Regions from separate parts of the Homo sapiens genome. Here region 2 is linked to region 1. The links are chromatin loops, found by intact Hi-C in ENCODE. Cell type or tissue: CD4-positive, alpha-beta T cell. All regions are shown on one strand.

Region 1 (8,000 bases):
GATCCTTAATGAATGGCTTGGTGCCCTCCCCATGGTAACGAGTGAGTCCTTGCTCTATGAGTTCATGCGAGAGCTGGTTCTTTAAAAGAGCCTGGTACCTCCTCCCCTCTCTCTTGCTCCCTCTCTGTGTGACACATCTGCTCCTTCTTCACCTCTGCCATGAGGAAAAACTTCCTGAAGCCTCAACAGAAACTGAGCAGATGCTGGTGCCATGCTTGCATAGCCTGCAGAATCAGGAGCCAAATAAACCTCTTTTCTTTATAAATTACTCAGGTTCTTCTTTTTGGCAATGCAAAACAGACTAATACACCAGCTGAAGTACCAACTTCTCACTCTCAAAGAAAGCAATGGCAATGCAAGTGAGTGTGAATGATGCTACTTGAGGCAAAATCATGAATGTGCGCCCACACACACATAGATATGAGTGGTTTGAAAAGGAATCATTCAGAAATTTTTGACACTTGTTTTCATTAACTGGAAATTACTTGAGACAAACCTTATGATGAATCATGACACCCTGTGTGGTCACACAGCGGGGGCAGCTGCTGCTGGTCTATTTTTTCAGCTGTTATATCCGCTTTTTACCCTACCCAAAGCCATACTCAGGTCCCAACTCCTCTTAAAAGCCTACTGAAGCCCACAGTGGACCTATACTTCTACAGTGAACTTGTGCTATACTTAAAGTTGATAATCTTGATGTTAGTTGTCTTTGAGGCAGCTCCATAAGCTATTTAAAACACAAGATTATACCTTGCATTTGTTTGTTCTCCTTTCTAGAGCATACAATGCATGCTGGACACTTTCAAAGCACTATATAACTAATAAAATAATCATTTAATAATTTCATAATACTGAATTATGATAGCATATAAGAATAATCTTAATCTCCTCTTCCCCAAAAAGTACCTTACAAGAAACTATGTACATAAATATCTGCTATCTTCAAAGAAAGAAAACAAGACAAGAAAATCTGCATGGCATCTGCAGAACCGAGGTTAGTAATTTTCGACAATCTATAAAACTATCAAGTTTACAAAAGTTCTGTCAGAAAAGGAGCCAAGAAAAAAATAAATCTGACAGCTGCAAACCTTCTGTTTTACAACATGCACAGAATGGACGCACTTCCTTCGACATCCTTATAAACAGAGTGCCGAGCAAATGCAAACATCCCCGGTAGAAGTCCAGTGGACTCCAGACTTAATTAATGGATTGTGCTTATCTTTACAGAGGCAACCTTACTAGCCACCTATCAACCCCACCACAATTGCTTTAGGAACTATTAATAAGATGGATTGAACAAAATTCCATTTCAGTTGATGGCATTTCCAGGGCAAGCAAGACACCAGCAGCGGCTGCCCACTGTAGAACAGCAGCAATCTCACCATCCTCGGATTGGAAACTTTGTTTCCTTTAAGTTAAGAACTAACATCCGGCACTGGACCACCTGAATATTTAGACTAATAAATCCCAGATGGGAATTCCAGACACCTCTTTGCTAAAGACATGCAGGCGATAAACATTCTATTAAGCAAGTCTCCTAGGAGTGAGCTTCCCTTCAGAGACTGAAAAAAGTAACGCCAGCCAAAGAAGAGGAAGAGAGGGAGAAAAGAAAGAAAAATGCCCCCAGGTAGAGAATAACCAGTCAGAAGTGAAGGCTGAAGACCAATGGCTATGATGGTTGGGTGACCAATGGAGATTCTTTGAGAAAGATAACTTAGTAACATGACTAGAGATAGCAGCCAAATTGCAAGAGGTTGCAGAATGATCTGGTGTTGAGAAAGCAGAGACAGCACTGGTGGACTATTCATTCAAGAAATTTTCCTGAAGGGAGTAAGTTGAGAGAGTACCCTGAGGAGAAAGCATTATCAAAAAAAAACCCTGCAAATTTAGCACAGCTTTAAGTGGCTTTGAGGAAGGAATATGACATTCCCATAACTCTCCCATTGGCCAACACCAAATACGGGGAAGCAGGGTGACACCCAGCTCTTACAAAAACACATTTGCAAGAATTTTCGTGGACTCTGACATGGGTCTGAATAATGCAAATTTAAAAAGATAAAGTCAAAACCTTCTTCATGTTCAGTGGCTGGTGCTGGTTCCGCAGCTCTAACCTAAAGGGGACAACACAAGGTGCTATCTCTGAGAGGCTACCAAGCCCCAGATTATGCTCTTAGCAGTACAGGAAATACTATCATTAGAAGGGTGATACCTTGGGTTAAACTCTGATTTTCTGTTCTACCATCAGGTTCTTTTAAAAACACTAAACATCCCTTGGAGGAAAAGCCGGTGGATGACTAACAGCTAAGAGTAAAGAATTCACTCATCTCTTTGTTCCTTCCCTTCAGAGATGAGGACTAGAGGGCACCCCAGATAGGAAACAGAGATACAGAAATTAAGGCTGTTACAAGGGTAGGGAGAAGAATGAACACAAACTTGTCCCATTCCCAGTTCTGCCCTGGCCACTAACCCCATGCCTGCCTAAGACCAAGAAGACAAAGAGGACTGAATATAGCCAGCAGACAACTTGCAAAGCAGAAGTGAGAGTTTCAAATGATTAGGGTTCCTTCTCTTCAGTGATGCAAATTTTTTTAAATGATGTAAAATACTCAGAACTGTTTTGATTGAGATTTCCATCTCTACTTCTCTAAACAGATTCAGCCCCTAAAGGCCAGGAACCAAAAAAAAATGACTTCCGTGAAGATATGATTTCTTTTGATGTGCTTCCAATCTGTGGGTGAAAATTTTGGTGGCACTCTTATCCCAGAGTTAGCCAGTCTTCTCATCTAAGGCAAAAGCTGAAATCAAGTATATAAATGAAACTATAAAAGGCTCACATCCATAAATACGGTACCTCTGAGACTGAGCAAACACAGCAGTGATAGTTGAAGTCAGATGGCTTATAGCCCAAGGATCGTAAGCTGGTAGCCTTGGGACCGAACCCACCTCATGTAGTTTTTTGTTTCTTTGTTTGTTTTAAGTTTTTTAACTGAACTTCAATGCCTTTAGATGAGACCTGTTGTTTCTAAATTTACCACAGGTCTCACGACTTGAGATTGTTCACATAGAGCACTATTTACACATTCATATTACTTGCCTGGTTCCTGTGGACATTTGAGTTTGGGACCATTGACTTATATAGACTAACATTAAAAACAAATAAGCAATCTCTCGCTTAGGTGGAGTTCTGGTGCTGTTTCAGAGCAGAGCACTGGAGGGTTATTGAGCAACAGGATCACTAAAAAACGATAAACCACAACAGTGTGCAACACCATTGTAATCAGATTTAAAAAAAAAAAAAAAAAAGCAGGAGACCAAAAACACCAGTGAAGCTTACCAGCCCTGAATAAAAGGTGTCTACGGCTTTGAAACCGCTTTATAACAGAAGTACCTGCCAGGAGTCACTGAGCTTCCTTCATGTGCACCGCTCCCACAATACCCCGACATCTGGATGTCCCAGAACACAAGCCTGGCAGCCAACATCCAATTCTGGTTCGGCAAAGGAAACGACCCCTCTATTCGGTGAACTAAGGCCATAAATGCACTATCTGTGGTATCCAACTAAAAATACTCAACTTGGTGCAATTCAAACCGCCACTCAGCCAGTCCAGCCACTTGGTGGCTATTTAAGACATCTGCAGCACATACCACAGAAACTGTGCCATCACCTGTCTGTTCATATGTCCGGATATGGAGGACCAAAGTCCCCACCCCTACCCCCACCTCAGCTCTCCATGACACTTCCTGCCACACCCTGCCCAGAACCCAAGAATCGGAAAGCTAATGCTCAAAGGAAGGTTTCGAGGTTGTCTTATTCAATCTCCCCATTCCTCAAACTTGTTCACAAATGAGAAAACAGGCCCAGCAAGTTGATATGGTGAGTATCTTAAGAGGAACTATTAATAGAATTAAATCTCCAGGACCTCCATGGTGGCCTCAGGAGCTCAGAGCTCCTTTCTGCAACCAGCCTCCCGGGAGCAGGGCATGCCTTTGGGCACAGTGGTCCTCTGCAGCCTAGCCCAATGTTCCTGAATCGAATTTCTGTGACCCACATGGGCAGTCTAGCTCACTCAAGTTCCTTGTTAGGGTCTGGGTGAAAGCCCCCCTGGTAATAAAGGGTTCCTCTGCTCTGGCTGGCCCCCTGTGCGTATATTTCCACACATTTCATGTGGTGGGGAAGATTGGCTGGCTAGGGACAACGCTGTGGAGTTTGGAATCCGATACTCCAGCCACAGATTTCATCTAAAAGATAAATGGCTACCTCTTCTGCTCCAACTGACTTACCACAAGATGGTGTTTTCTTGTGTCACTGTGACTTTCATTTTCACCAGCCTTCTGAATGTTGCCCCAGACCCTTCCCCTGCTCTAGACAGCCATCCTCCTGGAGCACTCATCTAGAGAAAACTAAATGAAACTCTCTATGACTGATTGCCCCATTTCATTTATTTGTGTGCAGCTTCCAAAGCTTTACATTATCCACAGCCCATTTATTTCCATTAAAATAGATAAAATAATTAATCAAATATGGTGATTAAGGTCATAGTTATGAAATGTAAGGCCATTCTTTGCAGAAACATATGGCCTTATTAAACAGTTTTTAAATACAAATTATATTGGACTTCAGTGTTTTATCGGAGCATGTAATTACCATAGATTGAAGAGCTGTCTATAATTAATTTGCTCTACTTCTTATTCTCATTGTTCAACTTACCAAACCTTCTAGTACCTTGGTGATGCTTTATCGACCTCTGAGAATCCCTTTGTGATCTGCAGTGCTACTGTGGTTCACAAAATCTGTGTTCTTGCTCTCCCTGATAGCATCTGACATTTGTCATCAGGGGTTGGCAATCCCATATACAGGGCCCCATTTACTACATACCATAGCCAGTCACCAAATTAGAGAAACTCAGTTTAAAAAAAAAAAAAAAAAAAAAAACACCACAAGAGGAGACCTGTGTAGTAGACATCGTGGCTGACCCAACAGCATGTCCATTTCTCTCTCCCTGGGTAGCAATCCTGATCATTTTAAATAAATCACAGAAATCCCATACCCCCTTGCCACAGAGTGACGAGTTTAGGCAACCCAAGCCTAAGCCAATCATCACAGCAGATGCCATAGCCAATAAGCTGGTCACTGAGGCATCAGAAATGTGTTGGGGGCTTCTGGAAAAAGTCACTTGCTTCTCTGACACAACTACAAGAAGCCAGTTCTCTCTCTCCTTCTGGACAGTGTATGGTGGATATGAAGTCTAGAATTGCTGTAGAATTTTATCAACATCAGAGACGCCAATTCAGGATGAAGCTCAATCACAGAAGGCAGAAAATGGGGCCTTTTTTTTTTGTTTTAAGAGACAAAGTCTTGCTCTATTTCCAGGCTGAAGTGCAGTAGCACAATCATAGCTCAATGCAGCCTCAAATTCCTGGGCTCAAGACATCCTCCCGCCTAAGCCTCCTGAGTAGCTGGGACTACAGGTACACACCACCATGCCAGGCTAATTCTTTTTTACTTTTTGTATATATAGAGTCTCAGTCTCACGATGTTGCCCAAGCTAGAAAATAGGTTCTTGACATCACTGAACTGCTAAATCAAAACTTTGTTCCAGTTATGTGAGCCAACAAAAAAATCTCTTTTGTATGAACAAGTCTAACTTGGGGTTTCTCTTTCTTGTACAGTAAAAGCCACAACGGATGTAACATCCTGGGCAGCTAAGGAGGAATAGTGCATGAAAATTTCTAATCTTGCTGCTGGCTTTACAACATTCCCAACACCTGAAGGACAGTGAGTGAAGGAGCCCAAGGATGCACAACTGATCAATGCTTTTGCCCATTTCCTCAAGCCTGCTGTCCAACAAAGGCCAGAGGGTAGCCCGAAAGCCTCCTCTCCAGCAGGGCCATGTCTGGCCTGTCTGGTGACTGATAGCAGAGAGCAGAGTCCTAAGGCTGGGGAAAAATGGGTGGATGCTAAGACACCACAGAGGCACAGATGGGGTAGGGGGTCTGTAAGGTAGGACCTGGGTCCCTGATCTTCCTCTCCGACTCACAGCTTGATGCTGCCCTACCCTTCCTGACGGGGCTTCCTGATAATCCCCATGTGAGAATATCCTTGTCATACTGGGGGTGGCTGCCTGCCTGACAGGAGCAAAAAGGACAAGACTTGTAGGGTGTGACTAGGTGCTGAGAAGGTGTGTGTGTGTGTGTGTGTGTGTGTGTGTGTGTGTGTGTGTGTGTCAAAGTTCCAGATTCCAATCTGGAATAAGGAGCCAGGAATGAGGATGTCAGGTCTGCCCTGGGATCTCTCCCAGGAGCTGAAGGTGTGGTGAGGAGCTCAGGGGCACATGTGGTGAAGGGGAGGAACATTATTCAGCAGTTAGCAGGAGAGGGGCAAATCAGCGGAAAGCCCTGGCCTATTAAGGTCTGGCCAGATTTTTGTCTTAGAATGTGCTCAAAGTCCACCTGCGGCTCCGCAGACAGCAAACTGCATTTCTGCACTTCTACTTGGCAGTCTTACAGCTGAGATGCTGAATTCCAACAGAAAGATTTTCTGGAAGCTGGGGAAATCAGTTAGGGTGTTAATGAGGCTTTCTTTGGTGGCAACTTTAACTGAGCACTCTCATTCTCCATCTCCCACATGCAGCAAATGCTGTAATGCTCCAGTTTAGATGGTAAACAGGAACTGGAGAAATGCTTCTTGTCAAGCTTTCTTACGGCCTACTGCTCACGGCAGCCCCGCATTAATATCTGCATTTCTGCATGTACTTTGTTGTCCTATTAGCCTTGGCATTTTTTATTTTATTTTTTTTTCTGGCTGCTAACTTCCAAGCACATGACCCTGAGTTTTGATAACGAAATTACCTCCAGCAAGCACTCATTCTTAGCTTCTCATCAAATCCAGCTCAGATAGCTCCCTGAGGAGCACCACTCTCCTAAAAATAGAAACCAAAAGACCACAGAGGTCTATGCCCTCAGGTTCTAGTGACAGGCAATTTTACTGAAAGGAGAAATGATACCAAAGGAAGCAAATCAATGCTAACCCTAATGGCTCAAGCTGGTGGGATGTCAAGCTCATTTATAGACAACATATACAAATAAACATGAAATCACCTTGGTTGGCAAAAAAGAAATAGTGCTATACAAACAAATGCAAGTGCAAGATATGATGATGAGGTAAATCTCATATAGTCTAGAATGGGAGCTCTGCTATAACAGGAAGGGAAAGAATGAGGCAAGAGAATTCAGGATGAGTTCTCTCCACAAGCAAATATTTCATGTCACTTTGTCCACTGGATACAGGCTAGGAGACAATTAAACAGGAGACAATGCCGATGACAGCACAAAGTCATTTTCTTCTATACTTAGCACTGGCCAGACTTTCATCATAAAGTGATATTAGAGGATTTGGCCTGTGTCCAGAGGACAATGGTCATAAGATCTAAAGGAGATAGAAGGGGAAAAAAAGGCTTGAGCTTTTTCAAAGTAAAACAAGAAGACAATGAGTATTGGGCCAAAATGGTCCATGTTAAGCTGTACTTGGTGGCGAGTTCACATTCTCTCCTCAACTAGTAATCCTGTTTTCAAATTCATTTTAAATAACATTTAATATTCAGTCTTACCAACTTTCAGGGTGAGGGGGTGATACTGAGAATGGGGTGATCAAACTTCTTAGGACTGTAGAAATTTTATATTTATTATATCCAAATAGCTTAAAAATGAATGCAAATAAGAAATAGGGGAGGCTTTATGAGACTGTAGGTTCTTGTGCTTCACAGCTAATGGGCAGAATACCATTGGGAAAACCTGAAGGATTTATCTCCATAGCAAAACAAAGCAAGGCAATATTCAGCAGAGTATTTCTCTGAAATAAGAAGTATAAGAAGTCTAAGGCTTTCTGTGTTTGTTATGAGGCCTCTATAGGTAGACAGAGACACAGCAGGGGAATATCTAAGATGAACCAGGTTGAAACACAGGTGCTGGAGGAGCCCACAGCACTTTTCTTCCTCTCAGAC
Region 2 (8,000 bases), 52 kb after region 1:
GCCATCACTTCATCTGCTTTCTATCTTTAGGTCCTGTATGGGTCAGGGTTACAGATGTCTCCAAGGTTTATAAGGATACAGTCTGCATTCCTGATTTTCATTCTTTTAGTTTGAGGGAGATTTTCAAGAGACAAAAGCAAAAATGTCTTTGCTAGTTTGAAAGAAGAAATCTCCAACTTTCTTGAAACTATCTCTTGAGTGAAATACTTACCCGGGCAACGAAAATACAAGGACAATGAATGACTATTCCATTCAAACTAAGGGGCATAAGAGGGAAAAAACTCTGCCCCAAATCCTAAAAAGGAATTTTATCCCATAAACATATGCATGAAAGAGGCTGCCTTTCACTATTCAAAGATGAAAGCAGCCCTTCCTGCACTCCGTGGCTGGTACTGCCTCATTAGTTTAACTTACGCAAAATAAGAACACTCTTTGAAGCTAAAAATAATCCATGAGTTTTTAAAAATAAAATTATTATTCCAAATTTCCTAAAAATGTTATGGCAAATGCCAAGCACGCAGAACTGATTCTGAACACTTTTTTCCACTTACGTAAATCGAATCCACTGCAATTGCTCCCTCTTTTGAAAAATGCTTAACTGTAAATTATGCATGACAGGCCGAAAACAGTGGCTGTACACACATGTAGCAATTGGCTGCTATTATCCAAGCAGCTAGCAGGTAGTTATTGGGCACCCAGTGTGCTAGATACAGCAGGGGAAATAGAAACAGATAAAGACATGGCCCTATAGCCCTTGCTATCTACTTGTGATAACAAGATAAATACACGAAAAGTTAAATAGTACAAGGTAGTATGTGATCAAGGGACATGGGCAAAAGTGTTACACAATTTTAGAAATTAGAGAGCTGACTACCTGGATAATACTGGAAACAAACGAGAAGGGCACCAAAACCCTAAAGGTCATACACAAACTAAAGCTAAAATATGCCAATGATTATGTCAGTTGCCTGCTCAAAAACCTTCAAAGACCCATCACTAATAATCAAAGAAAGTCCAAACTCCTTAGCTTGGCATGCAAGACCCTACAGGCCCTGACCCCTTCCTACCTGACCAGGCTTTACTCCAGCCACACTGCTCCATTAATGTCCCTTGAACACACTGACACCAGCTGCTGTCCGCCCTGCTTTGCTCCTGATGCCCTATCTCAGCCAACACCCTTTCCCTCAACCTCAGCTACTGAAAATCCATCAATTTTACATTCTGCCTCCTTCCTTTGAGGCATCCCAACACTTCTTTCCATTATTATGCAGATCTTCGCCTCTTCATACAGCCAGTCTCCAAGATGCCCCCAATGATTCCCACCTCCTGATATTCATTCTTTTGTGTAATCCCCTCCCATATGACCTGTGTAACCAATAAGTCACACACCAACAGCAATGGAGATCAAGCAAAGCTTGATCATAGGAGACATCTGAGGCTTCCACCTTATGTTCCCTTGGATCACTCACTCTAAGAAGAGTCATCCACCATGTCATGAGGACACTCCAATAAACCTGTGAAGAGGTTTACATATTGAGGAAGTGAGATTTCCTGCCTAGAGCGACTACCACTTGCCAGCTGCATAAGTGAACCAGCTTAGAACTGGATTCTCCAGCCGCAGAGAATGTTCAGATATCTGTTGACCTGGCCAGCTCACCGACTACAATCCTATGGGAGACCTCAAGCCAGAACCAACCAGCTAAGTAGCTCTCAAATTCCTGACCCACAGAAAGTGTATGTAACCATAAATGTTTTTTGTTGTTTTTAGCTACTAAGTTTTAGTAATCTGTTATGCAGCAACAGACAACTACTACACTTCACTTATGTATGCTGTATTGCATTCCAATTATTTCTGTCCTAACATTTTTCTTACAACTAGATTAATAAGTCCTAGAGGGCAGAGAATTTCTTTCTTTAACATTTTTCAACTCTGCATGCTTTAGTAAGACATTTAGTAATCATTAGTTGACTGAATGATGAGAGAATTTTTAAACTTAATGAAATCGTTGGTGAAGCTGTGTCTTGGACTGACTTCATAATGGTTTTGAATGATTTTGTAATTTATTTTTAACTTTAAGGACTTAGTAGTGTGAAAGTAGTAACAGCTGGCAGCCTGAATTCTGATCCCAGCCCTGGCTTTTAGAAAATACTGCCAAAAATATAGAGAGATCTCGCCTCACTTCTACCTCGGACTTTTCTCCCACTCTGGCTTTCCTAACTTATCCCAGGGCAAGAGCAGCTTCAAAGTGTCAGAGGTGGTAAATGGGCATTGGAGCAAGGCAAGAATTAGTGATGGGAACAGGAGGAAGAGGCTGGCAATAATAAACAGCAGCCATGTACAGGATTTGGTGTCAGTCAGCCATGTCTAAGCAGCTTGAACCTGGTAGAATCCCCTTGTGCCAGGCACCCTGCCTCAGCCCCAGAAACTGATAGCATTTCATAAGTTTTTATTTGACAAGATTTCTTCTGAATTCTCCAATCTTTAAAAGAGGTTTCCAGCCCAATACAGGTCTTCTCTTGAAGTTATGGCTAAGTACAGCCTAGCACAGTCCTTCTCTTACAAACCTAACAGTCCTCTTAGGTCTTCTTGGGATCCAGTGAAACTGCTCTGGGTGACTAGTAAGACCGAATGCCTCTCTTTAAGTCATAAATAAAAACAGAAACAAACCTGGACCAATCTTTTGGCAGTTCTTTCACAAATAAAACCACAGATACCACACAAAGATACACACTATTGGGAACACAAGTCTGATAAGTATCCCTTTGCGAAATTATAGGAGATTTGATTGTATACAATAAGTATAGTAAGGTGTGATCATGATATAAAATACACTAATTCCTAACAGGTAAGCTGGCCCAGCAGGTAAATTTACTTTGAATCAACATTTGTATTAATGACTCTGCATGATGAAAGAAATAGCAAAATAATTAAGAACCTCCATAAAAGAAAGCTACAAAACCGTGCTAGGAAGCAGTTGGTTCTCACTGTAAAAAGGAGTGAATGTGGCTTTAAGCCAACAAAAGGAGCACAAATCTAGACAATTTAGCCTAGGGCCAAAGCAAGATTCATTCCAAGAATGAGTAGTAAGTGCTTGTTATAATTCTGTGCAGTTTAATTTTAAATGCCCTTCTCTCTCTTTGGAGACTACATCCACAAACTTCAAAGAGATTCTGGTATTTAGTCTAATTCTTTCCATATGTTAAACACACCTCATTGCCTATAGGCACCAGTCAGATTAGTTTCTTCTGAAAAAAGAGGTTAGAGATTGATCCTTCTATGTAAAATTATTTCATCCTATTAGTGTTAGGGACCTGAAATTTATTAGCAAACAACTTGGGGTTAGTTATACAAGCCTGTTGATAAGGAAAGGCTGCCTTCCAGCTGTTCCCAACAGCTTTTCTAAATAAAGAGCCATTGCTTGAGCAAAACTCTGTCTAATCTCTTAAAGATGTGTATTTAATTAAAGAAAACTTTTTTCCAGTGGCTCAAGACCTTAATCCCATTGATTGTGCTGCAAACATCAATCAAATCATTTGTTAATGTTTTTGCTCCAGTAAAATTTAGCAACATCAGAATAAGACCGTGCCTTTTAGGAATAGATGATGCTGACATTCCCTCAAGGTACACCTTTGTTTCACACTCTCCATTTCTCTCTCAGGAAAGGCAACAATCAACTGAACTCCAATTGTTTCATTTAGAAACATATCAAGTGTCCATAAAAACATGAAAAACTGTGTACAAAATAATGTTAAGAGGAAACAGAACATTAAACTGTGTATATTCTATGGTCACAGCTATATATAACCACAGATGAGGATGGAAAGGAATATGAGAAATGAAACAGATGTTTTCACACACACCTCTATAACCTTACTGTTTTTTCTTTATACATTTCCTTTACTTTTGCTGGGAGTTGTCTTAGTAATGGGGGTAGTATGTTTGCTTTTTAAATTATCAGGATAACATCTCACCTCATCAGACAAGAGCTTATGGGCCAATTACTCACGTACAAGGTGGTGACTGTCTAGACCAACTGAGATAAGATGCCTGCCTGGTCTCCTCCTAAAAATTCCTCAGGGTTAGTAAAGCCACAATTTTCAAGTTTAATCCCTGCATGGGGAAAGAAACTGTGTCTAGCCTGCTAAACAGAGTGGATTTCAAGGAAATGTTCTAATTTTTAGTTGAAACTAAAATAATCCCTTAAGTGAAAGTAAAAATGATATTTAGGCAAATCCTAAAAATGAAGTCATTCGTTAACACATATTTACTGAGAACACGGGCACAAAGATGAGTTCTAGAGATAACAAAACTGAGTTACTTCCTAGAAGCAGACAGCAGAACAGCAGCTGCCAGGGGCTGGGTTTGGAGGGTGGGGAATGGGGAGTTGTTGATACAAACCTTCAGTTATAAGATGAGTAAGTTCTGGAGATCTAATATACAGCACGGCGACTATAGTTAATAATTCTGTATTGTTTACTTGAAATTTACTAATAGAGCAGATTTTAAGTGTTCCCACCACACATACACACACACGGTAACTATGTGTGATGAAGGATGTGTTAATTAACTTGACTGTGGTAATCATTACACATCAAATCATCACATTCTACCCCTTGAATATATACAATTTTTATGTGTCAATTATATCTCAGTAAAGCTGGGGAAAAAAAGCAAAAAAAAAAAAAAAAAAAACTTGGTTACTGTCCCCTGGAAGCTATCCTAGTAAGGCACAGAAAGCTGCAAACTAAGGAGGAATGCTGTAAGTGATAGAATCAATATAAAGAAAGGAGACTAGAAAGAACTACACAAAACCTTAAGAGGAAGAGATGACTTCTGGACCAGAAAAGGTTTCCTGGAGGAGGCAGCATCTGAACTGGCTCCTAAAGGGTAGGCTAATGATGTCCAGGAAAGAGAAGCAATGGGCAGTGCAGGAAAGGGGCAATACAACCAGGCAAAGGAAGGGATGCTTGCGATGCGTTCTGGAACAATGCAGGGTTTAGAAATGGGAACCAAAGGAGACACTCAGAGGAGGAGTAGGCATCACATCTGGCCTTGGACATGGAGAGAAGGATGGGGCAAGCGAGCAAATATTGTCCTCTGGGCTCTGTGCATTTGTTGTTCTATTTAATCCTGACAACTTGTCTTGTAAGTGGGAAGACTGAGGCTAGAGGAAGTTGCATACAGTTTCACAGCATGCAGTTCACCTTTGTATTCCCGCACTAACACTGTGACTGGGGCATGGCAGAGCCACCACAAACATTGCCCAAATGCAAGATGACAAACTCACAGGGCAGGCCCATACCCTGTCTGCTCTGCCATGATGCTCTTTGGGACTTTTTTTTTTTTTTTTTGAGAGGGAGTCTTGCTCTGTCGCCCTGGCTGGAGCACAGGGGCTCATTCTTGGCTCTCTGCAAGCTCTGCCTCCCGGGTTCTCGCCATTCTCCTGCCTCAGCCTCCAGAGTAGCTGGAATTACAGGCGCCCGCCACTATGCCCAGATAATTTTTTTGCATTTTTAGTAGAGACGGGGTTTCACCGTGTTAGCCAGGATGGTCTCGATCTCCTGACCTCGTGATCCACCCACCTCGGCCTCCAAAAGTGCTGGGATTACAGGCGTGAGCCACCGTGCCAACCGGGACTTTTTTTTAATAGACACTAGGAGCCATTGACTATTCTGGGTTAGAGGAATCAATAACCAGAGATTTCTGTTTTGAGAAGAGGATAGTAAAGGCTGGGGAAGTGCAGTGAGGGAGTTACCCAACATTGGGAGCCTGAAGAGTTTCCAGACAATGCCCACCTTTTCTCAGCATGCACTTTTTACACAGATTTTTCTAAGGAAGTACTAGAATGCCTCAAAACCTGAACTGAAATCTAAATTCCCTCCTTTGCCAAATATATTTTTATTACACAATTTAAACACACAGACAGTATAAAATAAAAAGTTAAACTTTTTCTTTCAACTCATAGTTCTACTACTAACAGTATGTTGTTCATTCTTCTAAAAAAAAAGCGTATGTACTCATAAACTTACAATATGCCTTTTTACACATAATGAGATCAGTATTTTGTTTTTTAAGTTAATCTGTCTTGGAGATCTTTCCATATCAGTGCATAGAGACCAACCTTGTTCTAAAGCTGCACAGTGTTTCATCTCAAGGAAGCACCCTCATGTATGTAAGCAGCTGATGCATATTTAAGTGGTTTGAGTTTTTGTTTTGTTCATTCTTAAGAACAATGCTGTAATGAACGCTTTTTGTATCAAAATTAATTCACTTGTGGTCACTTGTATCAGCTTCTTGGATACTTTCACAGATAGGCTCTCTTGTGTAAAAGATAATTTAGCAAAGTTTCCTTGTATGTTAGTATAGTTAACAGTCACTTATCTTAGCAATGAGAGGGAACACAAATATAGCCTAAAAATAAATCTACTCACAAGATTATCTCAAGGCAACATTTTGTAGTTCTGGAGCCTCCTGGGAAGCCTCTGGGGCCAGAGTTCTTCCTGACTTCCCACCCAAAGCCACTTGTGCAGAATTCCTCATTCCACACTGGGGCAGTCAGCACTCCTTCCCACAGGGACCCAGGATACTACCCCTCTGGCTCTACCAGTAGCTTTGGACTCCCTGGTTCCCATGCTTAAAATGAGAATGAAAAGTACATGTGACAATTATCAGAATACAGAATTTTCACACTGAGGGATTAGAGATGATTTATAGTTGACAACTCACATTTCTTAGATATACCAATTATGGCCCAGAGGGGTTGAGCATCTCAGCAATATTATATACCCAGTCTGCTCGCCTGCTCGCCTCCTCCTGCTCGCCTGTCCAGAGCTTTTCCCATTACCTAGTACCAAATAATGGCTGCGTCCTTTGCTTAACTATTTCAAAAAGACCATGTAAGCAAAATTTCTCTATGATATTCCTCTGGGTATAAATGATGCTTTAAATTAGAAAAAAAAAGATTCTGACAACATATGGAGAGATGGCACAGATAGTAAGAAATTCAAAAACGTTATTTTTAGATAATTTTAACTTCTTTCTCCACCAAACTCACTACTAGAATGCCTAGCAAGTTTCAAAATTGGCACATTTAAGTTTCACCTCCCTTCTTCTTGTCCCTTATTGAGGTATTGTTAACAAGCAAATGCTAGTAACACTGCTGACTTGTTATCAGCAAGGCAGGTTGCTCTCAAGTTGTTTGCAGCCCTGACAATGGATTTATAAACCTGGGGCTACTCAGGCTGTGAGACTTAGAGTCATGTTTTTATGCTACAGAATTTTTTTTTTTTTTCTAGATGGAGCCTCGCTCTGTCACCCAGGCTGGAGTGCAGCGATGCAATCTTGGCTCACTGCAACCTCCTCATCCTGGGTTCAAGCGATTCTCCTGCCTCAGCCTCCCAAGGAGCTGGGACTACAGGCGTGCACCACCATGCCGGGCTAATTTTTGTATTTTTATTAGAGAGGGGGTTTTGCCATGTTGGTCAAGCTGGTCTTGAACTCCTGGCCTCAAGTGATCCACCCATCTCAGCCTCCCAAAGTGCTGGGATTATAGGTGCCTGGCCTAAATCAGGGATTTTTAAATAGCTCTGAGAAAAATCTGTTCAAAAGATTTTTTTTTTCTGTTGAAGAACTGTTCTACAATATTCAAGATCTCCATCCTGCAGCCTCTGGAACCCAGCTCTGTTACTGCCCTCCAGCAAGCCCCTGCAAGCTGGCTAGGTGGCATAGTTCCTGCAAGAGGAACTATGGCAATATGGTTAGAAACCACCGGATTTGAACATCAGATTGCCTCTGACCTTGGGTAACAACTTAAGTTCTTGCAGTCTGTTTTCCCATCTTTAAAATGGGGATAATAATGATAGAACTTATTTCAAACTGCCATTGAAGAATGTGGCAATGTACAGAGAGATCTTAGCACAGTGCCTGGCACATAGTAAGTGGTCAAAAACTACTCAGCCTTTACTGCCACACTTGGCACATACATGGGCTAACCAGAGGC

What was found. Peaks named below come from ENCODE experiments on the same cell type or tissue, not always from the same donor. Only the 100,000 strongest peaks of a DNase experiment are listed, where the experiment ranks them.
Region 2: a loop joins it to region 1, with 2.6 times the contacts of the local background. A loop is called at or near these places in 21 of 110 quality-filtered maps.

The regions. Positions count from the first base shown.
Region 1 is chr5:119,336,391-119,344,390 of GRCh38, reverse strand. It overlaps LOC102723444 (a long non-coding RNA gene), which reads left to right. Exons shown (of 5, transcript XR_007058912.1): 5 at 1-4,605. It also overlaps a transcript of TNFAIP8 not described here. Among named protein-coding and RNA genes, the nearest start is that of TNFAIP8, 16 kb to the left of the region's middle. RefSeq lists enhancers at 3,267-3,316, 3,377-3,506, 3,767-3,896, 4,047-4,186. In CD4-positive, alpha-beta T cell, no CTCF peak of the experiment used is centred here; DNase peaks (open chromatin) are centred at 520, 3,270, 3,700, 4,320 and 5 weaker places; H3K4me3 peaks cover 4,097 bases; H3K27ac peaks cover 7,929 bases.
Region 2 is chr5:119,283,974-119,291,973 of GRCh38, reverse strand. It overlaps a transcript of TNFAIP8 not described here. Among named protein-coding and RNA genes, the nearest start is that of TNFAIP8, 68 kb to the left of the region's middle. RefSeq lists enhancers at 1,390-1,579, 1,820-1,869, 2,328-2,567. In CD4-positive, alpha-beta T cell, no CTCF peak of the experiment used is centred here; DNase peaks (open chromatin) are centred at 1,533, 4,013, 4,323, 5,283 and 2 weaker places; H3K4me3 peaks cover 3,037 bases; H3K27ac peaks cover 6,287 bases.